2 separate regions of the Mus musculus genome follow, and region 2 is linked to region 1. Evidence: chromatin loops called from intact Hi-C (ENCODE). Cell type or tissue: heart. All regions are shown on one strand. Each heading gives the region's core, and the rest is flanking DNA. Links, peaks and the distances in the headings are about the cores only.

Region 1 (15,797 bases), core at 7,252-11,251:
TCAATGTTTCTAATGTAGACAAGAGCACAAAGGAGAACAAGATCACCATCACCACTTACAAGGGCCTCTTGAGTAAGAAAGATAATGCATGAATGGTCCAGGAAGCTTGGAAGTACAAGCTTGAAGAGAAGCAGAGAAATAACGTATTACCAAAGAATTCACTGGAATTCTATGCTTTCAATATGACAGCAAAAGTTGAAAATGAGATTCTTCCAAGCAAGATCAATGATGAGGACAAACAACAGATTCTAGACAAATACAATGAAACCATCAGTTAGCAAGGTAAGAATCAGACTGCAGAGAAAGAAGCTGAACACCAGGAGAAAGTATGCAACTCACAACTTCCCCATCACTTCCAAGCTGTAACAGAGGGTTTAGCTGCATGCCAGGAGGAATGCCTGGCGCTTCCTGAGTTGGGAGCTTCTCCCTCTGTGGCACTTCTCAGGGCCCATCACTGAGTTAAGTCAGTCCAAAAAGAGACACAACATTCCACAGAAAAAGCTATGAAGGGCCTAAATTTAGCAAGTTCTGTGGCAGTTTTAAATTTAGAGCTACTACAGTAAGTTTTTGGGTACCCTCCATACTTTACCATAAAACACAGGGAGAAGAAAGAGCATTGCATGTACAGCACTGTTTCCTCAGTAGAAAAGCAATGCCTTAAATAAAACTAAAATGGGCACCATAGGCAGGGTGGGGGGAAATGCTGAATGGAAGGCTTACTATCTGCTATGGAATGATTGTTATTTCTGGCAGCAAACATGACCTAATTTTAGACATATGGCTTTTGGAAATGATATTAAGATGATATGATTGGGTTGGGGAGGTTGTTCAGTGCTACAGAGATTGCCTAGAATGCATGAACTTAGTACTATACTAAAACCAACTAAATAAGATGAAGTCATTAGTGTTTCTGTCCTTATAAAACAAGGAAATCTGAACAGAGCCAACACAGAAGGAAGGTAAGAAACATGGATAGATTCTTTCTCATAGCCCTCAGAAGAACCAACCCTGAGAACACCTTATGTTAGAGTGACAGCCTCTGGGGCAGTGGTTCTCAACATGTGGGTCATGATCCCTTTGGCAAACTTCTATTTCCAAAAAAACAAAACATAGAAATTCATAACGGTAGCGAAGTTAGTTATGAAGCAGCAATGAAAACATTAATTTTAAAAATAGTTATTTTATACTTGGGGGGGTCACGACAACATGAGGAACTGTACTAAAGAGTCTCAGTCAGAAGGGTCAAGAGCCACTTCTCTAGAGCTATGAAGCAGTAAGTTCCTGCTGCTTAAGATACTGCAGCTGTGGTGTTCCATGTGGCATCCCTAGGAACTAATATGGCTTGTGAACTTAAGCTTGCCCGTGTAAGAAAGGGAGATTGTATCCAAGGGTATTCCTAAAGTGAGAATGGTATTTTAAAATAACCAGGGTTTATAAAAATAATTCGGGTATTATTATAATCTCTTGATAAACATTCAATAAATGCTACTCTTAATGCATGAAAAGAATAAGAGTAGATACTCATGGATATTTCTGTCTTCCAACTAGGCTTTAACCATAGCAAAAAAGCAATGTTTGTTGTACATGGTAAAATATCTACAGATTGCTAGAACTAATGAAACACATCACTGAAGAACAAGGTGCTGTTCTTTTCCTTTTCTCCACGTTTTAATACTGAAATAATATTTTCTCCAGAAGACTTAAACTATAAATAAAGACAAAGATCTCTCTCTGTCCATGTGTGCACTCTATGACAATCCCAGGAAGACACATTTCAGAGTATCACAACAATCAGCAAATATGTAGTTACCAAACACTGATGAAGACTGTAACTTGTAAAAAGGACCAAATAATTTATATACGTTCTCTTCTTTCTCCCTATTTCCTCTAATCTTACACTTTTTATATATATAGTGGGAATGTTGTCAGTAAACAGGCACAAAATACTCTCAAAAGTTTGTAGGTAAGTTTTAAATACACACACACACATACACACACACACCAGGCAGCAAAGAGTTGCCAACAGTGTTGTTAGCGTAAGTGAAATATTTTACAAGGAACACATGAAACTAGTGTCTTCTCTACTCCTATAGACTCTAAGTTATAACAAAAGAAAATAAAAACACATGAAATGTTACTACAAATTTTTTATTCTTTAGACATATTACTTCATATTTAAGGAAACTGAAAAAAGTAAAAAAAAAATCGTAAAAATAAAAAACCAATAACAGATTCTGATCTGGAGTCTGTTTCAGTTCTCTACTACTTAGCTGACCATCTTTAAACAAGTCACTTGTTCTCTCTAATCTTAGATCATTGTTTAAATGAATGTTAAATAACAGTTTACTCATTAGGTTTATTTATTTAATTTTATTTTTTGGTTTTTGAGACAGGATTTCTCTGTATAGCCCTGGCTGGCCTGGAACTCATTTTGTAGACCAGGCTGTCCTCGAACTCAGAAATCCACCTGCCTCTGCCTCCAGAGTGCTGGGATTAAAAGTGTGTGCCACCACGCCTGGCCATTAGATTTATTTTTATAAAACTATTAGTAACAAAGTGCTTCTATTAAACTACCATCAAGGATTACTGCTACTCTCTCATTATAATAAAATACAAATGATATACTAAATGCTAAACCTAACGACTCCATTTCTATTGCTCACTAGGTCACAGGCATCCCAAGTAACATTCCAAAACATCACCAAATCTTAAACAGACTTCAGAACTAAAATGAAAAATTATTTATTTGATAAGTCATTTTAATAGACAATCCATAAAATAAAAGGCAATCACCATAACACCTGGGTTTATCAGTGGCTACTAAAGGAATAGTTTTACTTAGTAGAAAATATTTACCAGGTATAGAAAGACTGCATTCTTTCTTTGAATTGTTTCAATGAAAATTGAGAGTAGTTTGGTAATTAAAAAGGCAGGAAAGCTCTTCTTACTTTTCCAGTCTAAGAATACAAAAAGAGAAAAAGGCAAAACTGAGTAAACTGTATAAAATAACTAACACTTTAAGGGAATAAAGTCACATACAATAGGGAACTCTAGACTAGTCACCAGGGCACATTTAGCTCTTTTAGGTAGGCATCTCTCTTATGCCCATTCCTTCCTTTACAAAACAAATTTTATAATCTGACCTTACTGAAGAACATGAAGTTAAAGAGAAAGTCCTTGGAGTATATATTTTAAGGTGTACTTTCATGAAGCTGGATAAAAATTGCCTAAAGATTTTCTTTAATAGGCGCATTCTCCTAACCAAAACCAAAAACTCATTTTCATTTTAGCATTCACCGCTCCCAAACTGCAAACATCAAACTGTTTAGAAATGATACAAATAAGTCAATGCAAGTTTTTACTAATTTAAAAATAGTCTTTAAAAAAAACAGATCACATTTTGTATTGGGAAAATAGGGAAGGTCAGTAATAGGCACACATAGTGGGTGACTCTGCACTGCTGGTTGACTGTTACACTGTCTTCAAGTGTCAAGAATCTTCATCAGCAGAGAGCACCAACAGCCTCAACCAGCAAGGGATTAGTACAGGCACTGACTTTCACTTGCCATGTATTTTAATGTCAAGCTCTTTCATAATTAGTTTAACTATATGTTTACATATATTCCTAGTTCATGAAATTCTGAATAAATCTAGTTTAATGGTGCACACAAAATCAAGTGTGGCAGCTGAATTCAGATTGCTAGTGCCTGCATAAAAAAAGCAAAAACCAAACATAAATGGTAGCTCCGTTTGTGACCTAGGTGGATGAAGACGGATGAATTTGGAACTCAATGGCTAGTAAGCCAGTCTAACAAATTAGTGAGGCACTGTTTCAAAAAATGAGGGGAAAGTGACTGAGGAAGATACTCAATATCATCCTCCGGCCTCCATAGGCATGGACACGCACACACATACACAAACATGCATTTATACATACTCTACAGTCACACACATGTTTATTCTAAAAAATTTAAAAGCCAAATATGTAATTAGTTCAAACTACCTTCCTTATTTTGTAGCTTAGAATGTTCAATAAAAATTACTTAGATACATCCTACTAATTATGCTTCTACATGATAGTTATTTTTTAATTACCAATTTGACTGGACTTATAGTTACCTAGGAAACACCTGTATCTCTGAGCATATCTGTGAAGGTATCATGGACTGAGTACTAAAGGAAAAGGAAAGCAAACTGAGCAGGTAGCAGCCCGCCTTTCTGCCTCCTGACTTTGGACACAGTGTGATACATGAGCTCACATACTCTTGCCATAGTTAGAGCTAGTTTCACTGTTCATCATCACCATGATATACTTAGACTGTGAACTAAAACACAGCTTTTTTTGCTAAAGTTGCTTCTATCAGGTATTATGTTATAGCAATAAGAAGAACAATATGGCTACTTGAGTTGCCTATCTGTCTAGAGTATGTCTGACAGTTACATATGTGTATATATTTCAGAATATTTTAAGATGAGTTATTTCATTGCTTCTTATAAAATCTCTATAGCTAGGTAATGTTCTCATTATGTAAACAATGTCTCACACTACCAAGGTAGCTACATGGTGACTTGGGGAGGCCAAGGCACTAACAGTTATAAAAGCCAATGAAACTAAAAATAAAGAACTCAGGCTACACTAAACTGAGCAATTAAGTCTGAATACTTGTTATTTTTTCATGTGGTAAGAGCCTCAAGCTTGAATCATGAAGACTGGATTTAATTATCATACTCTCTAGAATGTTTTCCAGAGTTTTATCCTGTAGTGTCCTTCTAGTCAAGTGTAAGAATTCCCCAAGTGTGGCTGGAAACGCATAAAAATAAGTAGTTTTCTAGTTTTTTTAAGTCCAAAATTTAATTGGAATTTTGGTCATTTGGTGAGAATGGTGAGTATGAGAGATTTGGTGTTGGTGTGTGTTGTTTAATGCTGAAAGAGAGATATCAGCTTATGATCACCTGTAAGCCTGTATAGCAGCAAGAACTCACTAAAATGTTATTACAGGTTGAGCACAAATGAGAAATTAGATTTTTCTTTTTGAAAATGTGATTTCTTTTTTCAGTTCTCTATGAAAATGGAAAACACTTTAAAAATTTAAAAGTATAAACCAAAGATAAAATCCTAAACAAAAAAGATCACTTTACACAAAAAGGGTAGCAAAACATTGACACATGTGAACACACAGAACAAACATGAGCTTTAACATATTCACTAAAAGCCTCCAGGAAGAGAAAAACCCACTCACCCTGAAGGCTACAAACTGACAAGCTCCTTCTGCTATCCACTGGCACAGGAGAGACCTTTTATTCTTTTAGAAATTTTCTCAACTTAAATTGGATGCAAATAAGCCAGGTGTGGTCCTTACAACTATAACACTGCTAGTCCCTGCTGAGTTTCCATAGCAACAGACACAGCTGGTAATGGCTCACCAAAAGTTGTACTGACCTCAGACGGATTTAAAAAGTTTCAATTGTGCAAGCAATTGTGGTATCTTAGTAAAAAAAAAAAAAAAAAAAAAAAAAAAAAAAAACACAATTGTTTTTAAAAATCTATCTTTGCTTGAAGTTTCAAGTAAAATAAATTTCTACTAATCCAAAAGTGACCTCCAGCCTAACAGCAGGGGCTAGTGTGTCTGTTAAATTAGAGGAAGGCAATCATCAAATTTAGGAAAAATGTTTTGACTAAAGAAGTTGAGCTCTTTCTTGTGAGACTAGGCCGGGGCCTAGCAAACACAGAAGTGGATGCTCACAGTCAACTATTGGATGGATCACAGGGCCCCCAATGGAGGAGTTAGAGAAAGTACCCAAGGAGCTGAAGGGATCTGCAACCCTATAGGTGCAACAACAATATGAACTAACCAGTACCCCAGAGCTGCATATGTATCAAAAGATGGCCTAGTTGGCCATCACTGGAAAGAGAGGCCCATTGGACTTGCAAACTTTATATGCCCCAGTACAGTGGAATGCCAGGGCCAAAAAGTGGGAGTGGGTGGGTAGGGGAGTGGGGGGGGGGTATGGGGGACTTTTGGGATAGCATTGGAAATGTAAATGAGGAAAATACCTAATATATATATATATATATATATATACACACACACATACATAAAGAAGTTGAAAAGAGAAAAAAAATTAAGTCAATATTTATGGGAGTAAGGGTGGGGTTCCCTTAATGTAGTAAACAGCACCCAGAGAGACTAACAGTTTATTAAAGTTCTGAATTAAAGAATGTGCCTCGTTTCCTTAAATTAATGTGCTATGGCTGTTCTTTGGCCTAATTAAAGTGTTTGTAGTCATAGAGATAGTAGCTGGGTCAGCACTATCATCAACACCAACTTAGAATATAAATTCTTGGGTCCTACATCAGATCTACTAAATTAGAAACTCTAAGGGCGGAGGTTCCAGAAATATGTTCTGAAATCAATTCTCTATAAGATTCTGAACAGTGTAAAGTGTGAACACTGATTTACAGCGTCAAACTTCAGAGAGATATGTGAAAAACTGCAGGGATTTATTCTACTCTTTGGAATCCGAGTGAGAGTAATAGAATAAAATCTAAGGAGCTTACTAGCCTTCTGAAAGGAGTCTGCTGGCTGGTATCCTCTGTCTAAAGAAGATGCAGAGTATCAAGTTGGGCAGGTCTGTTTCTGTTACATGCAACATTACCAAGGGGTAACCAAGAGTCTTTATTATACAAGGAGAGGAGAGTCTTGAACCCAGGCTAACTCACTCACTATCATTCATATTCATTTCCAACCATCTAGGTCTTCACACCCAGGGCAGAAAATTTAACCATTTATCCTTTCATAAAAACAAATTTTCCAAGACAGAAAATGTTTATATGGGGAAGAGTATAAAGTCTGAGCCACAAACTTTAACATCCTTCACTGCTGAATTCTTTAAAAACATAAAAGTATGCATTTCTTTAGTATCTAATTTATTAGATACTGTCTTGATGTACTAAAACTTTTTAAAAACATATTTCTAATGGGTAACATTTCAAAGAACTAGGCTAGCAGCATGAAAGCTATCATAGACATACTAAAATAGTTAATGGAGAAAAAAGCCTCTAGTTAGCTCAAACACATCAGATGTTAAAAATGATGGACTCAACAAGCTGCGCTGGCTAGTTTTATGTCAACTTGACATACAGAATTATCTGAAGGAGGGAACCTCAGTTGAGAAAATGCGTCCATAACACCCTGCTGAAGGTCATTTTCTTAATTAATGATTGATAAGGGAGGGCCTGACCCATTGTGGGCGGTCTCATTCCTGGGTTCTATAAAAATGACTGGGAAAACCATGATGAGTAAGTCACTAAGCAGCACCCCTTCTGCATCAGTTTGAGTTTCTTCAGTGATGGACTATGATGTGGAAGGGTGAGCCCCTATCTTCCCCAACTTGCTTTTGGTCATGGTGTTTCATTACACCAAGAATAACCCTAATTAAGACACCAACGAGGTCATTTTGTGAAATTGCTAAGTGCTTTCAGTACTATCCCATAAAATGTACTTTAAAAATTTGGGGACTAAAGATGTACGCTCAATAGTAAAGCACTTGCCTATTATGTACAAGTCTTGGGTTCAACTCCAGCATGACAATTAACTACTTTAAGTAAATCTAAAGATTGGTCACAATTTATGAGAAAAAAACCAAAACAAATCAGAAAGACAAAGACATTCAAATGAAGTGTTTCCTTATTATCAGGATCTGTTTGTGTAAGTAATATGGTGAAATTTTCTTAGGTCATATATGCATGCATACTTTTTGTTTGAGGGAAGATGCCACTGGAGATGGAACCTAAGGTCTCATATGACACTAGGTAAATGGTTCCCTGAGCTACACATATCAAGCCTCAGACAGGTGACTTAACATACAAATCAGACAACAGGAGAAAGAAAAAAATACACACTTGTTTCCTTTCCTTTGCTTGCCATGTTTTTTGTTTGTTTGTTTGTTTTTCAAGACAGGGTTTCTCTGGCTGTCCTGGAACTCACTCTGTAGACCAGGCTGGCTTCGAACTCAGAAATCCACCTGCCTCTGCCTCCCAAGTGCTCGGATTAAAGACGTGCGCAACCACTGCCCAGCCACCATGTTGTTTTTTTAAAGCTGGGATAGTTGTACCACAGGTGTACCTTATTCAAAGAATGTTTTCCTAAGGAATCAACTTAATGTACTGTCAGCATTTACTCCACTCTTATGGGAAAAGAACTGTGAAAGAATGAACCCTACCTAGGTCTTCAAAGACAGCAATAAAGAATCAATAAGAAATGGATTCAGAATGCGCTTCAGACTAATCACCTCACATAGAGCCATTTCAGCCTATGTATTAACGGTGTTCACTTGATGTGCTGTTTCCACAGGCCTATATTTCTGCTTTTGAAAAAGATTTATTAGCCTATAAAGAATCTGGTTTCCTTATATGTTTTCCAACAAACTGTGCTATTTCTCTTCTCTCCCATCTCCTCTTCTGCCCCCTCCACCTCCAGTAGCCTCCTTCCCACTTGCCTCCTGTCACTTCTGTCTTTTGTCCTATCCCCTTTGCTCAGCACTTCTTCCCACCTTGTAGCCTCTGTAATGGTTTGAATATGCTTGGTCCAGGGAGTGGCACTATTAGGAAGTATGGCCTTGTTAGAGTAAGTGTGTCATTGTGGGCATGGGCATGGGGTTCCTCCTGTACCATGCCTGCCTGGATGCTGCCATGCTCCTGCCTTGATAATAGCGGACTGAACCTCTGAACCTATAAGACTGTCCCAATTATATGTTGTACTTCTAAGAGTTGCCTTGGTCATGGTGTCTGCTCACAGCAGTAAAGCCCTACCTGAGACTGCCGCCTATCTAGTTTCATGGCTAAGCCAACTCTTCCTCGTTCCTTTCTTTCTATACATGCAAACATTTAAAGTTTGGAACTTCATGAGAGAGAATATGTAATTTTTGTCTGAGTCTGGGTTACTTCATCTAATATACTTTTCAGATCAAGCCCTTTTTATAAATTCTACTTACAACTGAGTAGAATTTTACTATGTATATATATACCACATTTTCATTATCTACCTGTTGGTGGAGTATTTTTTCCTAACTAAACACATGAAATGTTACAAATTTCTATTTTTTGAGTATAAGATTTTTAGCTGAACTATTTGTTTGTTTGTTTATTTATTTATTTATTTATTTGTATATTTGGTTGGCTCCCAGTGTCTGGCTAAATATTTTTTACCTTATTAATCAAACCTATAACTAAATGAGTGAAATCCTATACAATCAGTTTTGTAACCTTGATATTGATACAAAGAAAGAAACTCAAAAGAACAAAGCAGTTGTGGTCTCTATTAAAGCTTGGTTTAATAGAGATCTATAAGAAAAATTCAAGACAGAGAAGACTTAGACAAGGAAGGACAATTTTGGTTTAAGCTTAAAGACTTGTTAACAAAAAGGCTTTCAGTTAAAAGGAAATGGATAAATACAGGAAGATTTTTTTTTTCAGTGAAAGGCTAGATTGCTTAGAAATAATGCTGACTATCTATTTGGCCTCAGTTTGTGTCATTTTGTGTGAATTCGAAAAGAACAGTTGGATAAATTTCCAAAATGTTGCCCTTTAATGAGTTCCTACCAATAATCTTTCAGTATCATAAATCCGGTCAAACTGATATCATTGCTCATCAAATAAGGAAAACTGCCTACTATGTTTGTTCTTAAACAAAATAAAAATGGTAAAACAGCCACAGCAGATGCTTTCTGATTTACCTTTTGTAGAGAAAGGCAGCCCCAGAGCATCTCTCCTATTTAGGCTCTTCTTCCTTCATATTCAAACTCACTCATTCTGCAATTACAACAAGAAATTCACAATGACCCTTCTTAAAGGGATCACTGGTCTTCTTTAGAGAGAAAAGTCTTCTACATTGCAATCACATTTTACTACCTATGGTGACACTGAGGAAAAGACTCCACAAGACAGTTAGAGAACCCATCTATTGTAATTACAGCTTCTCAATTGTTTTCACAATCCACAAAAACCATGGCAGAGATTTCTACAGCTTTACTCTCAAAGAAGCCAGGAGTAAAAATTCCGCGAAAAGAATATATGTACACTAAAGTTTCAACAACAAACAATGTTTTCATACATTTTTAAAGAATTCATTGTGGAAAAAAGAATTTACTGTGTAGAAAACCTATATAAATAATCAGCTCATCAATAAAATACAGTTTATTCTAAAGAAATTATTATGTTTAAATTCTCTAACATGGCTTGGGGCTATAGCTACTGTCTTTATATTATCTTGTATATCTAAAACACCAAGATTCTTTGGTATTATCTTTTGTCTTATGTAAAGATCTTGCTAAAGTTAACAAGTACTGCTTTTACATACAGTGGCACCACTGTCTAAATACATAAGGACAGAGCACATAACACAGCTGATGAATCAAACATCTGTGACCAAGTGTTTTAATGTGGGGCTGAGTTCTCCACATTATAGAGCCAAATATAAAATAAAAATTAGGATAGGGCCTCTCACATATTTCCCTGAGTTAAGGAAGATAAGCATTTAAATTGTGAAGAGCTGTTGTAGTTTTTATATCATTATAAAATGAAAATCCCCATCATTTTAATATTATATCCTCTCATATGGAAAAGGATGCCACATTCAGTCAAATATGCCCCGTGGCCTTCGCAATTTATGTTCATTCAGGTGAGGACAATCAATTAATCTTTTAAATCAATTAATCTATCACTTCACCTTGTTTTCTCTGAAAACTCATAATTTTAAAATTTGTATACTTGTTTGATTTCTGCTTTTCACTAGAAAGAAAATTTTCTGAACACAAGATATTATGTCTTATTTACTTAACAGCAATTTCACATATGTGGTAGAACCTGAGAGAGGCTCAACCAAATACTTGTACATGAATGAAAAAATGGTTCTGGGAAAGTCAACAAATGTTAAATCAAGCATGAGACTTAGTTCACAATTAAAGGTTTGTTTAAAAAGATTAGAATATGAGTAGAACACTCACTGTTGATTTTGAATAAAGGCAACTAATAAAATTCTATATATTGTTCTCACAGAATACCAAGGGCTCAGCAGTTAAACAAGCAAGCAAACAGAACACTCTCTAGCAACTTCCCCTCTCTGAGGCTAAAGCTATAAAGGACATGATATATATTCTGCTGCAATGCCCTTGGCCATATGAAGAACATCAAGCTCCATTTTATTATGTCTGTGCTTCTCCAGGATTAGGATATGCACTTGGAACAATGCACTTGGAACGGGCTTCTAATGCGTACAATGAAAGCTGAGCATTCTCACCAGTCAATTCCAGATTCAAATGGTAAAACACTGACAGTAAAGACTGATAACTAAGGAGCAAGATCAGTTAACATAGTTCCATTAGATTCATTTTAAATTTTCTTATTCAAATTTAAAATTAGCTCAGCAGCCTGCAAGTAGACACATTTTTTAAAAAGACATTCATTCATTTCAAATTATATCAGAGACATTTGTAAGATGAAAATAATCTTGAGAGAGAGCTAAGATTACAGCTTCTCTTGAAAAATTCTTATTGTACTATCTGCAACGGTTGACGATGAAAGTTGGTAACTGCTCTGTTAATATAAAATAAATTGAATATAGTTTACTAATAGTTACTCATATATTTCCATTTTTTCGTTTATCCTTCTTGTACTTCAGTCTTTCTGAGTTCAGCTTCCTTCAATCTTAAGAAATGTTTCTTAGAAGCTCCTTTAGTAAAGGATATGGTGGTAAGCAACTCAGTTTATCTATCTAAAACCATCATTTCATCTTTATATACGCTCAAAGGTTGCTTTCTCCCAGTGTCCTTAGCTTTCCACTGTTTCTAGTGAACGCCTTTCCATATCCCTGGATGGTGTTCTCAGAGGATGTACACTAGAAATGATGATTAAGAACTGTCTTCTCTAGAACACCAACTGCACTGCACTTCTCATTCTGTTCTCTGTATCTTACTTTCTCTTCATATCTACCTCTAGAACACTAGTAGTAATCTGATTAATTTCCCAAGACCTACTATTAGTTTCTTCAAAATTTCTTTTTCAAATGCATTTGAAATGTAAATTTCAAGGACCACTTTTTCCTGTTTAGAAATTACTCTGCCAAATCTGCCTAGTCATTTTTGCAACTTGTTCTGTGCCTGTGTTCCAATCCACTTTTTGTTTGTTTGTTTTTTGAGACAGGGTTTCTCTGTGTAGCCCTGGCTGTCCTGGAACTCACTCTGTAGACCAGGTTGGCCTTGAACTCAGAAATTCGCCTGCCCCTCTGCCTCCCAAGCGCTGGGATTAAAGGCATGCGGCACCACCCCCAGCCCCAATCCACTTTTAAAGTATTTTTAAGTTGATTTAAATACTAAATTACATTCTTACTACAATCTGAAGTTCATGGGAAAAGAAGTTTCATTCTATTGCTGTTTTTTTCCTATAATTTTCTGATGCAAATTTGATCATATCACAGTTAGATATTTAACAATTCATTTGATGGATACAGAAAGTCACACTGTAGGAAACTTTCACTTCATTACTCCTGTACTTTCCTTCATCCAGTCTCATGGGAGTATCCATATTCATGACTTCCTGCAACAAATCAGCTCCTCTCCTTTGTCCCACCTGGTTCCTGTTATCAGAAACTCTGTAAATATTCATATTCTATGTCATCCTTCACGATCTATCTCCACTGCCATTTCTCACAGGCACTAGACTGAAGAACCTTATTCAACTCAGAAGTCCCCTGAAAACCTATCATAATGTCTTGTCCAAAGAAAAAAGCTCCACAGCAGCTGAGATATAAACACCTGACAAGGGCACTAGAGAATAAGATAAACTTTGTAAGGGGAGTGAGCCTTAAATTGTGATATCCTAACTCTTATTCTAAGTTTTTGTGACTCAAGAGTTTTATTAAGATCACCCTAAAACTGGGAGGTAATGGCACACGCCTTTAATCGGAGAACTAGGGAGGCAGCTAAAATACACTGCTATCTGGTTTTTAATATGACAACCATTTATTGAACATTAGGTGTACCAGACACCATGCTGGACATGCTTAAATATTACCTTTTTAATACTAACAAAATCCTATAAAGAAGTCATTCGTTGTTTTATAGATGAAAAAATGATATTCTGGCATATTACTATCATAAAGATGTTATACATTAGTGGCAGAATAAAGATACATCATCTTTAACTTAACGCTACTATTTCTTATACCAACACCATAGCTGCCAGATTATTTAGAATAGCTTAATTACCACCTCTGAATAAAGAAAAAAATGTGAGCATGAATTGAATATAAGACAGATAAGAACTACTCATTTATCCCTGCAACACACAAAAAAACTTTCAACAAAGCCCAACAATTTATTTATTCAATAGATTAAATACCTTGCAACTACTTGCTCTTACTGTGAAAGAGACCAATAGAAAGTAAAACAAAACAAACACCAGCTAGTAGTAATATTAAAATGGAAGGTCAACTACTGCATATAATAAGAATGCACGGTGAAGAAAGAAAACTATACAAAACTAAAATAGCACAGTAGTCTCCATTTTTTCTTTTCTATAAAGCTCTTCAAAATTAGATGACCCTATTATTATTGATGTATAATCTTCACAAGGTGTATTCTATAGGAACAGGATTTCCTACTCTGTCCCCAGAAGATGGAGAGTTTACACACTGCTTACAGGAGATGCAACAGGGTCTATGTAGAAGAAAAGGAGCAGAAGTCAGAGCATTGAGCCATTTCTCACTTAACCAATAATAATTTCCATCACTTTTAAGTAAACAACCAATTTATGAAATAAAAGAATTGCTTTAAACACTCCAGGGACTGCTTCAGATTAGGACCGCTTCGGATTAGAAACATTCAAGCAACTTTCAATTACTACAGAAAGTATCATTATTTACTACAATTCAGATATTAGCTTAGAGATGTATACAGTTTAAAACCAGTAGAAATGTGAAATCATTAATCAAGGAAATAAAAATGAAAGAAGAAAACTTACCCTAGCACCCTAAATGAAAAACAGGATAGTTGGAGGGCAGATAGGAATAAATACTGAAGAATCTGGCTTGAATTTGAAGTAACTAAGAATTTACTATCTCCACAAATTTCCACGGCAGAATGTGTGAAGTTGGTTAATTAAAAGCATTTACTGATTATTATAAAAATAAATACAATTAAGCACTTATGCATTTCTTACTGTTTATTAAATCTCCTTCATAACATAAAGCATGGAGGACTACTTCCCAAACTATAGAAAAGGGCTGCAGAGATGACTCAGTGGTTAAGAGCACTTGCTGCTCAAATGGAGGACCAAAGTTCAGATCCCAGCATCAGCGTATAAGCCCAGTGATCTGTAAATGTAAATGCCCATTACTCTGAGGAACCTAACCTCCTTTTGGCCTTTGCAAACTCACTTGTGTGCCTGTATAAATGTGTGCATGCACTCACATACACAGAAAAACAAAAAATAAGTAAATAAATAAGATCTTTAACTACATAACACTAGGGGACCAAAGAGGTCGTCTTTTAGTGGTTAAGAGCACTAGCTGCTCTTCTTAGAAGACCTGGGTTCAATTCCCAGCACCTTCATGGTAACTCATAAATAACTGAATGAAACTCCTGTTCCTAGGGGTCTGACACTCTCTTCTGGCTTCCATTGGCCCCAGGCACAAATGTGATATACAAGCATATGTGCATGTGCAATACCCATAAGTTAAAGAATTATTATTCATGTGCTGATCTTAAATACAGAACATTAAACTAGAAAGGTGGTCCAAAGGCTTGCCAAACAAGCATGAAGACCTGAGTTCAAATCTCAGAACTTCTGCAAAACTGACACATGTTTTATGTGTCTGTAATTTCAAAATTCCTAAAGAGAGATGGAAGGCAGAGACAGCAGCACCCCAAGAAGCTCATGGGTCAGCTGGCCCCCAATACAAAGCAGTGAACATGGTCAAAGGTGAGGACCAACACAAAAGCTGTCCTCTGACTTCCATAACCCACATACGCACATGTACTCATATTACACACACACACACACACACACACACACACACACACACTTTTAAAACATTTTTTAAAATTAATCTTGAAAACATGGGACAGTACTTGAAATTTTTTTATCCTAGCAAACTATAATAACTAGCTACTATAAAGCTCAACATCACTCTTGAGTCTAACTTTTTAAACACAGCAGAAAGATAGAGGACCCTAAAACATTCCTAACCCCATTTCCAAAAGAGGAAGTCCTTCTGGATTCCACTGGTTTTGCTACTTCTACAATGTTACTGACTTTCATTTTGTTTGGCTTTGTTTTTTTTCCCCTTGTAAGTAATCACCAGTAGTCACAACTGTGACTTCCTTCTCTAGTCAGTAGTATCCACAATCATTCTTTTCTAACTCCAGTTCTCATCTAACAGCTATCTTTCATTCTAACATTCATTGGCAAACTACCATACTCACAATAGCATAAACATTCCCAGAAACTAGCATTTTCTGGGAAATAATTATACAGAGCAACAACATTAGGCCTTGTGGACCCCTAATCTGTCACTCACCTTCCCATTTTTTTAATATCATAAATATAAAAACTAAAGCTGGTCCCAGCACTTGAGAGTTTGAGGCCATCTTAATCAACATAGTGAGATTCAGGCCTTGGCCACACTAAAAAACCCTGTTAAAAGAAAAATAAAATAAAATCCATTCCTAGCTCAAGGTTTTTTGTTGTTGTTGTTGTTGTTTTGTTTTTTTTTTAAATAGCCACAGTGTGACAGGCATTA
Region 2 (15,797 bases), core at 5,412-9,411, 300 kb before region 1:
AACAGGAGCTAGGATTGGGGAATGGACAAAGGTACCTTTGACATCACCAGGCATGTCCCTGTGGTGTCACAGTGTCACTACATTTCAAAGCTGCTCCCTTCTTGTCTGCTACAACATGCTCAGAATCTTTAGGAGAACAGTCTCCTCTATGTCTAAGCCTGCCCTTCCTGCTGTACACCTTTCCCACCACACACAATCATAAGTTATTCACAGTTGCCATGCCTCATGTCCACCAAGCAGTCCTGTGAGTGTGGAAACAATCCACTGAGATGCACATATAAAACCGCGTGGTCCTCAGGGGGTGGACATCTCTGGTGACAGACAAGTAAGTAGGTAGACAATACCCAGATTAAAAAAATGTCAGACATATACTTTCTCCTGAATTTTGTTAAAATTCAAAGCTTATAATGTGTATGACATTGTCAGTCTTGACCAGCTCAAAAGTCTGTGACAACTTAGAAACCACTTTAAAATTTGTTTTGAAAAATAACATGTCTCACATATTAAAACTATCTTGGAATCAGGAAACCTTTAACTCGGATGAGAAATTGTGGTACCACCTGTGACATTGGCTCTTTTGTCTGTGAGAGTGTTTTCTGAAGGCAGAGTTGGTGTGATCTAATGAACTAACAGGAAAACCATCCCTTTTAGAATACAGGTCTGCACCCTGAGACACAGAGCTACTGAATTCAGAATAAGAACCAACCCGGAAGATTCATCATTTATTTATGTTAACATTTCTTCAGCAGGAGTTCATGGAGGGGAGGGTGATCAGAGGAATGGATATCAGACCGACCCATATTCCTGCAAACCCTGTTTTATCCCCGGACAGGATACTGAGCAGGAGTTCCTGATGAAAACAGGCTGGAGACCCTAACTCATGCCTCCTGAGTCTGGGAGAAGAACTTGGAGTTGAGAAATGCTTACTGAGAACCAGGCACAGTGATGCATACCCACAATCTAGAGGCAGAGGCAGGGGGATCACTAATTCAAAACCAGCCTGGGCTACATATAAGTCTACATGGTGAGATTTGAAAAAACAAAAACAAAAGCAAACAAACAAAACTTCATAGAGAAGCGAAGAGAGACGCTCTCAGAAGGTAAGCTGTACTGCGGACACTGAACGTCCCTCCCAGAGGCCGGCCAGTTTCCTGTTCAAGTGTAACCTTCCAGGAGAGTACAACCCATGCTCAGAGCAAGGCAGGCATATGGTGGCACCTTGAGGGGTGGAGGGGATGAATCCTGCCTCTCCTTTGGATGGGATGAGATGGATCAATCACCTCCCCTTGTTCTCATCAGCCAGGCTGTGTGGGACAGGGAAAAGTTCCTGTCCTTGGAGCAGGCAGGAACACGACTTTAAATGTTTTAATAAATATCTCTTTGAGTTTTTGAAACTGGTCAGCTGATTCCCATCTGGAGCAAGCAGAACGGTCGTCGTGAGGGCTTTGGTATGTTTTCAGGTCTCGGTAACTTAGGGAATCTTATTCTCCACAAGACTACCTTCTTTATCTACCTAAAATTAGTTGTAAGTTACGTCTGAGAACCATAAAAACATTAGAACGATAGAAAAAGGCCGTAACTTTACACAAGTTCAACAAGAGCCTAGTTGGGAGGTTGGCTGCAGGAAGACTTGGGGATCAACAGGAAGGTCGTGGAGCAGACACCACACCAAATTGCTTTAAATATATTTAACTTTGAGTCGTGCGTCAGGTGACACAAACTCAAGTTGATAAAACTCTACTGTCCTCAGCTCTCATCTCCAGTGAGGAGACGGTTGGTGTAGCCTACGGGGGACCATCCACCCTGCATCCTGGGCTGTCTCCAGATGCTCGGTGTATTCTGCTTCTGCAGTGGCTTCATGCACTGCTGCTGCTGCTGTTACTGCTGCTGTTTCCAAGGAGATGTCTCCAGTGGCCCCATCACTGGTACCCTGAGCCCTTCATCACATTCGGGTATCCTCGATGGGGATGTCATCCTGTGAACGGGGAAGAAAGACACAGCGTTCAGCAGAGCTCCTTCAGAGTGAGAGACAAGGAAAAAATTCATGAGGTAGGAGTGAGCCAGCAGACAATATTCCCGATGTACTTATTCACACACCATTTAATCTTCACCTCGCCCATGGGAGTTAGGTGGTTGTATTAACTCTATGTTACAGTTGAAACAATTATGGTACAGAGACAGAAATGACTTTCCTGGGTTACACAACTAGCAAGTGGTCCAGTTGGGACTCCATCCCAGGGACCAGAGCTTCAGACTCCGGCTACTAAACACCCTCCTTCTTTGAAGCCTAGCTTCGCCCTTCTCTTTCCATTCAACGTCATTCTTCTTGAATTACTAGTCAAGATTTTTGGCAACAGAGAGAGGATGAAAGAAAAGACTGTCTTTTGTGATGCAGAGGTAGAGACCTGGCCATGCATGCCTGAGGTCTGGGTTTGGTCCCCAGCACTGCAAATAAGAAGTAGTAGACTGTACACGTAGACAGAAATCACAACAAAGGAGCTGTTTGTCCAATGCTCATCAAAAATGGCACTGTTGGGTCCTTCTGTGTTTGTTTATTTGTTTAGATGATAAGTAAACACATTTACAAATGTGCTCAGGGCTTGTGATGTGGTCCGTCCTAGTGGATGAGACTGGACACAAGCAAGTTCTTGAGTTTGTAGTGGTTTTGGCTGGGGTTGTCATGGATGCTCAGGAAGGAGACGATGGAGGCATGGTGAGAGGGCCCCCAGGCAATAGTCATAGCTGGGTCCAGGGAGCCTAAACCCAGAAGTGTGAACTGAGTTACTTCTAAGCAGTATCACGTTTGTGGGGTAGCTCAGTGGCTAGCAAAGTGGGATGCAAGGAGGAGAAATTTGATGATTATCAATAGGGTGGATCTGAGGACCAGGGATTCAGAGGGAGTGAGCTGTGATTACAGACACCAGGAAGACGGAGTTGCCCAGAGCTGGCATGGCAGTTGGCCAAGGAAGGGAGAAAAGAAAGAGATCTTGGGAAAGGACAGTTGTGTGGATGGGGTGTGGGTGGAGTGTAGGGAGGGGGCCCCCGTATGAACCAGAAGGGATAAGGGGCCCCAATGGCAAGATTTAGTGACCGCATTTCCTGAGGGAAAGAAAGAGGAAGCAGTAAGCCCAGACAGGGGAACGAACTCTCAGATAAACACAGGCTCTCAGAGTTACACAGGCTCTCAGGATGTGTATCTCCTGCTGTGGAAGAAAAAAACATCAGCCAACAGAGAAAGAAAAACTGACTAGGAGAAGCAATCAAGTTAGGCAGTAAGGGAGGCCACCCATATTTAGGGTTGGCACATTAAAGCGTGGGATGAATTGAAGACATCCCTATTGCCTTTTGTGGATGTGTGCTCCTGTAACCCTGGCTGGCCTTCAGCAGGCTATGTGACTGAGGATGGCCTGGAACCTCTCTTCTGCCTGCCTCAACCTACCAAGTGCTGGGATTATGTGTGTGTCACGGCACCTGGCAAGTGTTTCCTTATCAACAGAGTCCCAAGTCCTATGACCCCTACTTTGAACCCCCAGTCTGTCCCGCATCCATAAAGATGTCTAATCAGTGCTGACTTGAATGAATTCAACTGGAATTCATTTATTTGATCAATTGATTTCCATCAATCAAAGCCCAAAATGGGCATTAGATTGGGAATGGGAAACCACTTACTACTGTTTACTGCCTGTTTCTGCCAGCCAGGTATTCTGGAAAGACCCAGGATAGGCTTGGGTCCCTAGGGATGTGCCAAGATTCTGCCTCTGGGGAATCCTTTTGCCCTAGAGTCTGAGGCATTCTGACTTTAATCTTGGATCAGGCTGGAGAGGGACCAAAGAAGATAGGAAGCAGAAGCCCTCACAGATTAGACAGATAATTCACCCCGGCAGAGGTGCTCCTTAAACTGTACTCTGATGAACAGGGGCCTAATAGGTTAGCACTGTTGGAGCTCGGTGTCCTTGGACAATCTCCAGACCTACATGCCTTCCTTTCTAAAACCAGGAGGGTGGGCTAAATAGTATAAAAGTTTTGCCTCTCAGTGGTGAGTGGGGGTTGGGGGGGTGTGTTAGGGCTGTGGGGGGAGTGGGGCGTAGGGGGTGGGGGTAGGAGGTGGGGTAACAGGGATTGTGAAGCTCTTCTTTCTCTGTCTGAGCTGCTATTTGCGGGGAGAGTACGGTTGAGGTGTTTTGTCCCCTGGCCAGGGTTCTCTAGGTTAGGAATACAGAGTATAAAACAGGAGAGAGGACCAGAGAGCCTGCCCCATAGCACTTGCCTGGATTTTCTTTGGGAAGCCACCCTTTACCTAAGACTCTCCTGAAACAACAAAGTCCTGCCAACTCAGCAGCCCAGGAGACTCTGACCCCTGAGGACCAGGAGATGCTGTCAAAAAGGCAGGAACCTCCCAGCCCAGGAAATGGCCTGGGGGGTCACTGGTGGAGCATTCCTTGGATTCCAAGAGGACTAAAGGTTTGGGAATTTGGTGTAATCTTCTGGGGATTTAGTGGAATTTCCAGGTTCCAGAAGATTCTAAACCTAGTGACTAACCCTAATTCAAGGACGGCTCAGTTGGAAAAGGATTTCCTTTGTATGCTAGTAGGCCATGAGGCCTGCGGGGAGCCTCAGAGCCAGGCAGCCCCTCCTGTTCCTGCTGTTCTACCATTATGAGCCATTTACATTAGGCCAAGGGGTTCTCACTCCCTTTTAAAAATCCATCCACTCAGATGACATAGTGGCACACACCCATCCCAGTACCCAAGAGGCTAAGGCAGAAGGATTTCCTTGAGTTCAAGGCCTCTTGGACTAACAGTGAGCTCTAGGACACCCTGAGCTATAAACTAAGACCTTGTCTCAGGAAACTAATGAGGTGATTAAAAACCACTCATTCTCTCTACACGTATTTTTAAAGACCTACCATAGTCCAGATTCTACTGTAAGTTTTGGGATTATAGTAGAGGAATAGCACAAGAGACAATAGAAATAAGCAGGGGAGGAGTTGGAGAGATTGTTCAGTGGTTAGGGTCACTGGGTTTGGTTTCCGCACTGTGGCTCACAACCATCCCTAACTCCGGTTCTAGAGGTTCCGACGCCCTCTTTGGCCGCCAAAGGCACTACGCATGCGCAAAGGAACTACGCATGCGTATACTACACATACACACATACGCAAGCAAAACATGCATACACATAAAATGAAATAAATAAATCTAAACAAACATCAAAAACCCCAGGAGAATGATGCAGTGGAATTATGGGAGAGAATAACTGGGGGGTGGGAGCAGATTCCTTTGCCTGAGATGTCACAAGGCAGGCTTTAGGGAAGAGGTCGCTGTCACCTGAGACCTGAAGGATAGGCTGGATGGAAGTAGTCACAGGAGAATCAGAAAGAAGAGCGTTCTCACTGGGAGGGGCTGGAAAGGCAGGAAGCTCTGAGTGAGGAAGGAATCTGGTGTGTTGCAGGAAGCAGACAGCAGATGGCCAGAGCCCAGCTCCGGGGAGGGCCAGGGAAGAGAGTGTGTGTCCTTCACCAAGATCTTATTTGAAAAGCAGAGTGCAACAGATGTGGTGCAGGATTTCAAGAAGAGGTCACATGGCTTTAAGGCGCATCCTGCATCTGAGGACAGGTGGCTTATAAGAGAGAAGAGAGGAGGAAATCTGAGACACAGATACAGCAGAGGTCACACAGAGATGGTGACAAAGATCGGAGGAGGCATCCTCAAGCAACTGACTGCCAAACGTTTATGATCCCCGACCAGAAGCTGGGGGAGGGGAGGTCAAGGGAAGATCACAGAGGTGCAGACAGCAACTAACAGAACACAGACAGGTTTTCCTTTAGCCCTCTGGAGGGGCTCAGGTTATCAACAGCTTAACTTTGGAGTCCTAATTCTGATGTTCAGGACTGTGAGAAAGTACATTTCCTTTATCTATCTATCTATCTATCTATCTATCTATCTATCTATCTATCTATCTATCTATGTATCTATCTATCTATCTATCTATCTATCTATCTATCTATGTATCTATCTATCTATCTATCTATCTATCTATTATCTATTTATTTATATTTATACTTATGTGCTTATTTATGTATTTATTTATAGGCAGGGTCTTCAACTTTTTCACGGGCTCACTATGCCTTTTTGTTTGGACTCACTAGTAGCCCAGGCTAGCCTTGAATTTACATTGACCTTCCATTTCACATTGAGTGCTGGGACGACAGGCAGGCGCTGCGCACCCAGCTCATTGGTATTGTTTTAAGCCACTAAGCCTGTGGCAATGTGTCTGGAAACCCTAATAAGAGAGGTGAGACATTTTGCCAAGAGTAGACCCAGCCAGCCAACTACCCACCAGTCTACCCACCCTTTGGTTACTGTGTAAAGAATGAACCCTATCAAGGATGGGAGGAAGGCAGACAAGAGGCTACTGTAGTAGGACGCACATAGTGGCTGAGTGACCTACCAACACGGGAAAGGAGAACATAAAGATGACAAGGCCAAGGAAATTGTCAGGAACAGGCTGGGGAGGGCACTGAGTTGTCCTTGCAGAACTTCCAAGGCATCCCCAGGATTCTCCTAAGGCAGACAGGTGAATTTAAGGGGAATTTCTGGGAGCTAGTTGAAACAGACAGGTAGCGAGCAGTTAAGACAGAAGGCCAGGAAGTGTTCCACCTCCCTAGTCAGAGGCAACCTGAGACATTGCTTGGGTCTGGGTGGATATCACGCAGAGCCTCCTCCTGGGCTTGGAAGTGTCCCTGATGTCCTACCCTTCTCTCTACACACAGACTCTTTCTCTTCAGGACCCCAACAGCAGCAGCACCCTGTTCCCCTTCAGTTCACATTGCCAACGTTAGTCACTGAGATATGGCCAATCCTGGCTCACTGCATGCATACCCAGAAGCTGACCCAGTCAGCTAGAAGCAGACCAGAACACAACAGAGACAGGGCAGTCTCTCCTCAGTCAGCACTGGGTGGGGAGTGGCGGTGGGTGGTGGGTAGAGGGCGCTGTTGACTTTGCTTCTGCATACAGAGCTGATAGGGGCAGCTCTGGTCCTGATACAGCATAAACCATCAGGGCCACCTACCATGGAGACTGCTTTCTCATTCTGGATCTCACTGGTGATCTCTCCCGCAGCATGGTCAGCCCCTGGGCTACAGCTTGGCTCCAGAGGCGCCTCCTCCTTTTGCTTTGTATCCGGCTCTGCGATAGTAGTACCTTCTGCTTTTCCAGAAGAGGTTTGTGGGGCTTTCTCCCTGACCACTCCCTCCTCCTCAGGCATATTTGCGTCTGGGCTTTTCTGTCCGAGCCTATCTTCATCTGCTACCCTCTCCTCAGAGGCTGTCCCTTCAGTGGCCTTCCCAGTGTCTGTATGCTCTCCCGGGGTTGTCTCTTCCCGTGGGCTTCCGCACCCATTCTCAGCCTCTGGGCTGCCGGTTTGCGATGGCGCCTGGACCTCTGGATGACCCTGACTAGCTGTGTCTGGATTCTGTCCAACCTTCTCTCCAGCATTCGCCTCCTCTGGGGTCCTGACCAGCTCCTCTGGCTTCTCTGTGCTGTTACACGTGTTCCTTCTCCGTGGCTTTTCTGCAGACCACGGAGTTCCCTCCACCCCGTCTGCCATAGCCTCCTGGTTGAGTTGAGGGGACCCGGGGTCCTTGCTCTTGCTAGCAAACACGTCATCCCCATTCTCTTCCCTGGCACCGTTTTCCTGAGATGGCTCCACAGCCCTGTAATCTCTAAAATCCCCACAGTCCGACTGAGACCTTCGGAATCGCCGCGAGGGAGGACGTCTTTTTATTGAGCCTCTAGTCCGCACCTGGAAGAAGATATGAAGGAACATTATCTTAAAAATTAAAAAGGTACCCCGGAGCTCTTGACTCTAGCTGCATATGTATCAAAAGATGGCCTAGTTGGCCATCAACGGAAAGAGAGGCCCATTGGACTTGCAAACTTTATATGCCCCAGTACAGGGGAACGCCAGGGCCAAAAAGTGGGAGTGGATGGGTAGGGGAGTGGGGGGGAGGGTATGGGGGACTTTTGGGATAGCATTGGAAATGTAAATGAGGAAAATACCTAATAAAAAAATATAAAAAAAATTTAAAAGGCCAGGTGGAGGGCTATGTATTCTGGGAAAAAAAACAAAACACTACAGGCTCCTTTAATTTCCTAGGAGGGTGTAAAGTTCTTTGCTGTTCATTACAAATCAGAATCTAGAGCAGTGGTTCTCAACCTCTGAGTCACGACCCCCACAGGGATCACATAGCCGATATTTACCTTATGATTCCTAACAGTAGCAAATTTATAGTTATAAAGTAGCAACAAAATAATTTATGGTCACCACACCATGAGAAACTGTCTTAAAGGGTCGCAGTCTTAGGAAGGTTGAGAATCTCATTGGAGGTTTGTAGAATGACTTGGTGAGCTGCAGATTTTTGTCTCAGGAAGATGGCAATGCTTTGCTTGTGTTAACAATGTGCGGAGGCAGTTCAGTGAGCAAAGCGTTTGCAGAGGAAGAGTGAGCGTCTGAGTTTGGGTCCTTAGGACCCGTGTGAAAGACAAGGAGAGTGAGCTTGGAGAGAGCGTGAAAGAACCTAGTGGGGAAACCCCCACTCAATTTCTGTTCGGAGCACCCAAGAATCACGAACAGACGACCATCTTGATGTAAAAGCATGAGGTAGTTTAATGACAGAGCTCCGGGCTGACACATATCTCCCACAGGAGACAGAGGTGTTGACCACATGGTGGAGCCATAATGGCGGAGCTCCGGTTCGAAACGTATCTCACGCAGGAGACAGTGGTTTCGACCCCGAGGCTTGGAAGCTAGGGGTTTTTATAGAAAAGGGGTGGGGCTGGGGGAGGAATTGGCGAGGTTTTACATGATTGGTCCATTTAAACATCAACAGACTGTCAGAAGGGCGGGAGATAGGGAGGCACTAGGCCAGTCAGGACATGTAATGACGGGCCTGCCCGGGCATGTCCTGGCCTGTTCTGCTATGTTCTTAGCCCCAGGTTTCAAAGCTCACAAACAACTCTTTGGGCTATTTGACATAAATTACATGAATAACATGTCTCAAGTTTTATTTCCTTTCAAGCGCATCCCTGCAGCTGGCATTGTGAGACAGCAGACCCCTGCAGCTAACAGCTGACCAATAGTGAGCTTCATGTTCTGTGATGATGGCCCCCAAACCCTGTAGGTGATGTCTTTTTTACAATAGTCGAAAGTTTGAACACTTAAAAGTTTCCTCAGCACACCACAGTCCAAGCGAGCAGTAACTTACCTTATTGTAAGAGGGCAGGTGAGTTCCTTCCGGGGGCTGGTCAAAGCTCACAGGCACCTCTTCTGCCTCACTTGGGTGGGATCGGATGCCGGGGCTACTGGGTGTGGAAGGGGGACTGTGAAATGGTGATACGATGGCCTTGAGTCCGGGACTTTTGGGTGAAGCCCCAGGCAGAAGAGCTGCCGGGTCAAAGGCTAAGTTGGCCTGCCAAGAAAGGGGAGAAGATGAGGGCTTCTGCTGTGTTTGTTCACTGGCTTCACAGCTGGTTGAGGGTAGCTATCAGCAAGCTTGTGTTCATGTCCCCAACCAATCATCCGCTGTCACTTACATTGTGGCTGTTCCAGAAGCATGGCCTACCCGACACCTTGGATGCTCAGATCAGGATGAAGTGGATTCACTATTAGACACGCCCAACAAGAATGGAACTGCCCTGGCCTGGCATAGTGCTGCAAGCCTTTAATCCCAGCACTCAGAAGGCAGAGGCAGGCAGATCTCCATGGGTTTGAGGTCAGTCTGGGAAGTCTAGGCCAGCTGGGGCTCCATAGTGAGACCCTAACTGATGATGATGATGGTGGTAGTGGTGACAACAGAGGAGTGTCGCCACCACCCAACACCTCTCAGGCTCTTGCAGTATCTGGCACCCATGTCATCCCCCCATTAGCCAGGAGCATTTGCTGCTCATAGTATCTGCCATGTGCAGCTATTGCCTCTGCAGAGACTCTACACGGTCAGTGTTGGTCTCCTGGCACATCAGGAAGGTGGCTTAAATCACCTGAGGCTCATGGCAGGCCTCCTTGTCTCTCGAGCCTCCAGGGAGAGTTCTGTCTTTAGAGACAGCACACTGATGGACACGGCAGTCTACAGGGTGTCTGCCCTCCAGTCACCACGATACAGGTGACACCAGATGAACATGGATATAAAGGGACACCGAAGACCAAAGGGAGAGTTACTCAAAGGTAACTAAAGCCTAAGAAATCTACAGATTTGGCTGGGGAACAGGTGGCAGGCCCCAAATCAACCTTACAGATGTTAGAGCAGGAAGGTTATGGAGGGATTACGTGCGAACAGCCCAGACAGGGTGTCACGGAGCTCAGGTTGGCCTTCAACTCACTAATTAGCCTAGAATGACCCTGAACTTCTGAGCCTCCTTTGCTACCTTTAGGGTGCTGGGATCACAGGCTTGTTCCACCATGCTGATTTTTGAGGTGCTAGGAATAGAACTTTGAACTGAATTGGCCTATCTGCACACTAAGCAAGCACTCGACATCACCAGGCCACAGAGTTTTAGCGCCCTCTAGGGGCACACATCTTGCTTCTGCTCTCTGTAGTTCCAATCCCACACAATAGAATCTTTCTGATATAACTGGGCGGGTCAGACGGAGGACCTCCCAGAGAGGGGACTAGGCAAGAGAGGCAGATGGAGCACCAGAAAATCCCACATACCCAACTCCAAATACAGGATCTTTCTCTTAATAGCTGCCGTATGAGCTTTAGCAAATCTAAATACCATTTCTGGTCCTCTATTTGTCCCAACTTTTAGTCCGACCTCCACAATCTTCTATAGATGATTTCTGGTTACTCTCATGCATTGCTTGGTTAATAAATACCCCAAATCACAATATCCCCCCACCCCGCCCCCAGGCAAGACTGATGGCCTTGAGAATCTCTGAAGGACAGAACTGGATGTATAGAAAACTCACAAGCTGAGAAACAGCACTGTTAAGCCCAGGCCATACTTTTTGTTTGTGTTTTTGTTTTTAAGTACCATGTGATAACAGGAAGGAAGGGGCAGCACCATACATGTCACGTCACGTCACGTCACGTCATGTCATGTCACGGGAGTGTGTGGGAAGCAGGATGTGTTCTGCACATACCTGAAGCTTCTCGATCAGGGGTGAGCTCTTCACCTTGATTTTAGGTGGGTGGCTGGCGCCGGATGGTGATTTCTACAGGACAAACAGACCAAAATGACCAAGTGAGCTAGAGGGAGGAGGGCGGAGGGAGGAGGGAGAAGAGAGGGTGGGCTATTAAGCCATCACCGCTTTGGTGCCGTACCACTTACCTCAGGCCTAGAGGAGACAGGCCTGCTGTTCCCACCCCCTCACCTCATCACAAGGAAGACCACGAGTTTGAGCTGAGAAGTCGGGGCAGACATTCATATCACAGGAAACCTCCCATCCCAGGAAGAATGACTTCATTGTCATTAGGAGGAAAAACTACGTCTGTGGGGATCAAGGCCTTCACCTCATGGCCTTCTGCGAGGCAACTTAACAATTGGAGGGAATTTCACAGACCAAAGGCAAAATGGCCATCCACTCTCTGGTCACAAACAAAGCAATAAATCACAGGCTGGGAATGAAATCAGGCAGAGGTATTATTAAAGCCCCTCCATTGGATTAATACTTTGGAAAATTCCACCAACAGCGTGGTTCATATGCCAGAATTTCCCCCAACACTGAATATTCATATAAACAGGCCGATGTGTGTGTTAAGTATCTACCAATCCCACCACGGATTGTGTTAGTTATATGAGGATGAAGGTGATTTAGTTTCTTCCCATAACTAACAGTCAGAGGCTGCTCTCTCTACTATGTATACTCTGCTAATTACTTTTGTGATCAGTGCACACCAGGAATCATTCCTGCTTCCAGATTACATATTTATAAATATGTATAATTCCAGATTGGTGCCTGGTTTTATTCTAAATTCCCACTACAATGCAAGAAGGACAGCAGCCACGTAATGATTAAGGGAGGGTGAAGAAACGGAAAACGCCTTTCAGGTTGATAGACAAGGCCAAGCACGGGAGGGGTTTCTCCAATAGTTTGGGCCACTCCAACCCACCCCTGTCTCCATATATGAGTGTATGGAAACCATAAGAAGAGAAGTACTGCTGATCTCTGGGTAATGTTCTGAGACATCTGGTTATATTATAGTTGTAGAAGAAGAGAGACCGACTCAGCTGGTGTCGACTCCCAGTGTCGAGGGAGAGTATGCTGCAGTGGGGCAGTGGATGACTGGGACTCAGAGACCTGCCTCCTTCTGACTCTGCTTTTGGTGGGCAGATGGATGCCTGTCCTGTCAGGATGTGGTGGCTAAGGCAAAGGATGCTGAGGCCTTCCCTTCAAGCTCTGGGTTGCCATTATCGCTGTGAGTCTCCCTCGTCAGACACTTTGCTGAGGCAGTCAGTCATGGACCCTTTTGTTTCTAGTGAGTGTCAAGATCCTCCTGTCCCAACTGGGAGGTTCTTAATTTCTGGTCTTCACAAGGGAATGGTGTTTTGGAAGTTTCAGCTTTAGAAACTACAGCAAAAATTTTGCTACCAAAGTTCACTTTAGGTGATATAATTTCAGTACTAGAGACCTAGCAGATGTCGGACTGCGGACCCTGTACTGATTTGACTACAAAACAGAATGAAGCCCCGTACAACTGCCAATGTAATTCACACCATGGACAGCAGATGGCAACATTTAGTTGATAATTTAATCACAGGCATCAGGCCAGTGGTGGGACTAAGTCAGTCAGTGGAGATGAACCAACGTGGTGTTCATACATTTTTATGTTTATGTGTATTGCTATACCATCCCAATAATGTATTATGATATAAGTTGTTGATCTGATAGTTTTGGATGGAGTGGTGTTCATGTCCTTTCAACACCCTGTCATTTGGTTTTCCCAGGTAAGGTAACTTGTCATTTTGCCTGTAGTCTGTAGGTGAAATTCTGGGGCTGACTCCACATCTCAGACACAGAATATATAGGAGTCCCAGCCATCCTACCCACCCCCATGTGTGAGCAACGTCTGTGCCTGTGGGATGTAGGTGCTCCTGTAGGCTGCACACACTACAAAGGCTTGTAACACCTCCATTTAGTCCTGCCAGGCAGGTGAACTGCACCCTCTTTCTGACAGAGGTCTCATTGTGACATCCTGGCCTGGAGCTTGCTATGTAGACCAGTCTGGTCTTGAATTAGCAATCCTCCGAAGTGCTGGCATCACTGTTGTGGTTCGTGATGCCCTACTCTGTAAATTTCAAGGCAAAAAGAAAGTGACTAACCCTGGGGGCAATGTTGTCATGAACACACAGCATCTCACTCCAGAATGGATTTTCAATCTAAAACCATTCTATCCCTTGGCCATTCCTCGAGTTTAACTTTTCAAGGAAAGCTCTAAATTTCTATTCTCATAAAGTCCCTGAAATGAAGTTGTATACTCTAGTCACTACAAACCCGACCCACTGCATCTGTTTTCGTTCCCATGAGCATCGCTTCTGCATCCCCCGCCCCCTCCACTGATGTTCTCGTTCTCATTTTACAAATAAGGTATTAGTGTGGAGCAATGAGTCCTCTTGGGGCAAGCCTAGGTTATCAGGGGACAGCTCAGATGGCCGCAGCCACAGCCCATTATACCACAGCAGAGGTGCCAAGCTCAGCAGGGAAGAGCTGCTAGGAGAAGTTGACCCTCAGTAAAGAGAAGTTGCTGGTCATAGCTTTGTCTGGGAACCCCATGAAGTCACAGCACCATGATGACAGCACTGGTGGGGACCCAACAAAAACACAGAGTTTCTTAAACTCAGCCCCTGGGATTTCTCACCTCACAAGACTACCCTTGTTCAGTGGAGGGGAAGTTATTCCCAGAGCAGGTGGACCCAGGACTCCGCACCTACTCAACGGGGGGGTAGCTGTGACTTCTCGGCCCTTTAAATGTTTCAGAATTTATTTTGGCTGAAAAAAAAAACCTTATGTGTACAGGTGCTTTGCCTGCATGTAACTCTGTGCACCGATGTCCAGAGAGGTTAAACGAAGACATCAGATTCCTTGGCACTGGAGTAACAGAACCCAGGTCCTCTGAAACAGCAGCCAGTGCTCTTAACCACTGAGCCATATCTAAGTACCAAGTTTACTGCTCTTTAATCACACTTATCTAGTATTAATTTGTTTGTTTATTGTGTGTGTGTGTATGTGTGTGTTGCACGTGTGTCACTGCATGCGTGTAGAGGTCAGAGAACACCCTTTGAGAGTGGGTTCTTTCCTTTTACCATGTGGTTACTAAAGACAGAACTCGGATTCAGGCCAATGAATGGACTTGATGGCACGTAAGCACCTTCACCTGCTGGGCCCTCTTGCTGGCCCGGGTTCTTTGCTTTTTGATGCACTTCTGCTTGTGAGCCCTGGGGCTGACAAAAGGCTCGAAAACCATTCATCTACATCAAACGTTTCACTTTGTAGGGGATAAAATGTCCCAAGTTCACAGGGGTACTCCGTGCCTTTTATGAGGATGCTGGTCCCAGAAAAGAAGGGAAGGGAAGAAGAGGGGCTAAGGTGGGACTTGGGAACTGAGCTGTTTGGCTTGTTTGCTCTATTTTGGGCTTGGCCTCTGCGGCCTGAAGACAACATGCAAATTGGTTTCTGGCAGGACCGTGACCGTGACCACAGCGAAGGTTCCCGGGCTGCTGGGTTGGGGCCTGCAGCAGCTACTCTAACAGCTACAATTAGATAAATAAGACTGGGCAGCATGAAGGCTGGGGCTCTATTACTGGCTATGATCTATAACACCAGAGCCTTCATTAGTCGGCAGCACTGGCTATTTATATCCGAGAGGCAGGAGGCCTCCTGTGTGCTCTGGGTTTCTTCCAGTGATGCAGAACAATGGCCAGCCTTTACAAAGGCTATGGAGAGGCCATGAACTTCTCCAGCACTGTAGCTCTCTGCCTCTGAGGACATGGCTTCTCTCCCCAAGGACCCTTCTACACCTCCTCTACCACCCTTAGACTTGGGGACTGAAAAATGGCTCTGGTACTTGACTGATCCCTTAAGGAGGCTTAAGGGAGAGCTAGCCTCCACAGTGAAAGACGCAGGAAGTATTAAGAGAGACTCTTTCCTGTACCGGAGGTGAAGCCACCCTTGTGGCAACGTCAAGGCCTGAAACTGTGATGCTTGCAGCTCTTTCCTGTTACAAGGAGGATGAAAACCCACCGGCAGCAGCCGTGCGCGTGCCCAGGGCGGCGGGCAGCAGCCGTGCGCATGCCCAGGGCAGCGGGCAGCAGCCGTGCTCCCAGGGCGGCACTTACCTCCTCACCGTTCTGGCCCAGCTCTACCTTGGGGGGAAACAGGGGGAGGGAGCAAGGTGGTTTCCTTCTTGTTGGCTTACTGGCTGGTGTCTAGAGGGAGAGTGACAGACGACACAGAGAGAAAAAGAGAGGCAGTGAATCAGGCAATAGGGAGGAGGAGGAAGGTGGAAACCAGTGTTAGGAATGGTTAGGGATGTCTGGGGAGGAAAGAATGGGCAGTGGGCCTGCCTGCATGTCTAAGGGACTGTCCTCCTGCTGCGCATCCGCAACCCTTGAGCCCCTCTGCCTTTCTATTCAGCAATAAGGTTCTCTTGTACTTGACCCTCACCCCCTCCAATCTGAGCCAAGCTTGCAAGATGACATCCGCATTTTGCCTTTTTGCTGAGAAGCAGAACTAGACCCTCAGATCAATGCCATCTCCTTTGCCCTTTAGTGCATTCCTCTTTAGAAATCATGGGCCACTTTTA

What was found. Peaks named below come from ENCODE experiments on the same cell type or tissue, not always from the same donor. Only the 100,000 strongest peaks of a DNase experiment are listed, where the experiment ranks them.
Region 2: a loop joins it to region 1, with 5 times the contacts of the local background. A loop is called at or near these places in 11 of 42 quality-filtered maps.

What each region holds. Positions count from the first base shown.
Region 1 is chr1:165,943,046-165,958,842 of GRCm38, forward strand. All of the region lies in intron 1 of Pou2f1 (POU domain, class 2, transcription factor 1), which reads right to left. It also overlaps the pseudogene Gm17976. Among named protein-coding and RNA genes, the nearest start is that of Pou2f1, 52 kb to the right of the region's middle. In heart, for the core only: no CTCF peak of the experiment used is centred there; no DNase peak of the experiment used is centred there.
Region 2 is chr1:165,648,236-165,664,032 of GRCm38, forward strand. It overlaps Rcsd1 (RCSD domain containing 1), which reads right to left. Exons shown (of 7, transcript NM_178593.3): 3 at 15,331-15,420; 4 at 11,138-11,209; 5 at 9,264-9,467; 6 at 7,070-7,801; 7 at 710-1,975. The coding sequence ends at 1,943. Among named protein-coding and RNA genes, the nearest start is that of n-TPcgg2, 14 kb to the left of the region's middle. In heart, for the core only: CTCF peaks have their summits at 5,461 and 6,979; DNase peaks (open chromatin) are centred at 5,456 and 7,457; H3K27ac peaks cover 945 bases.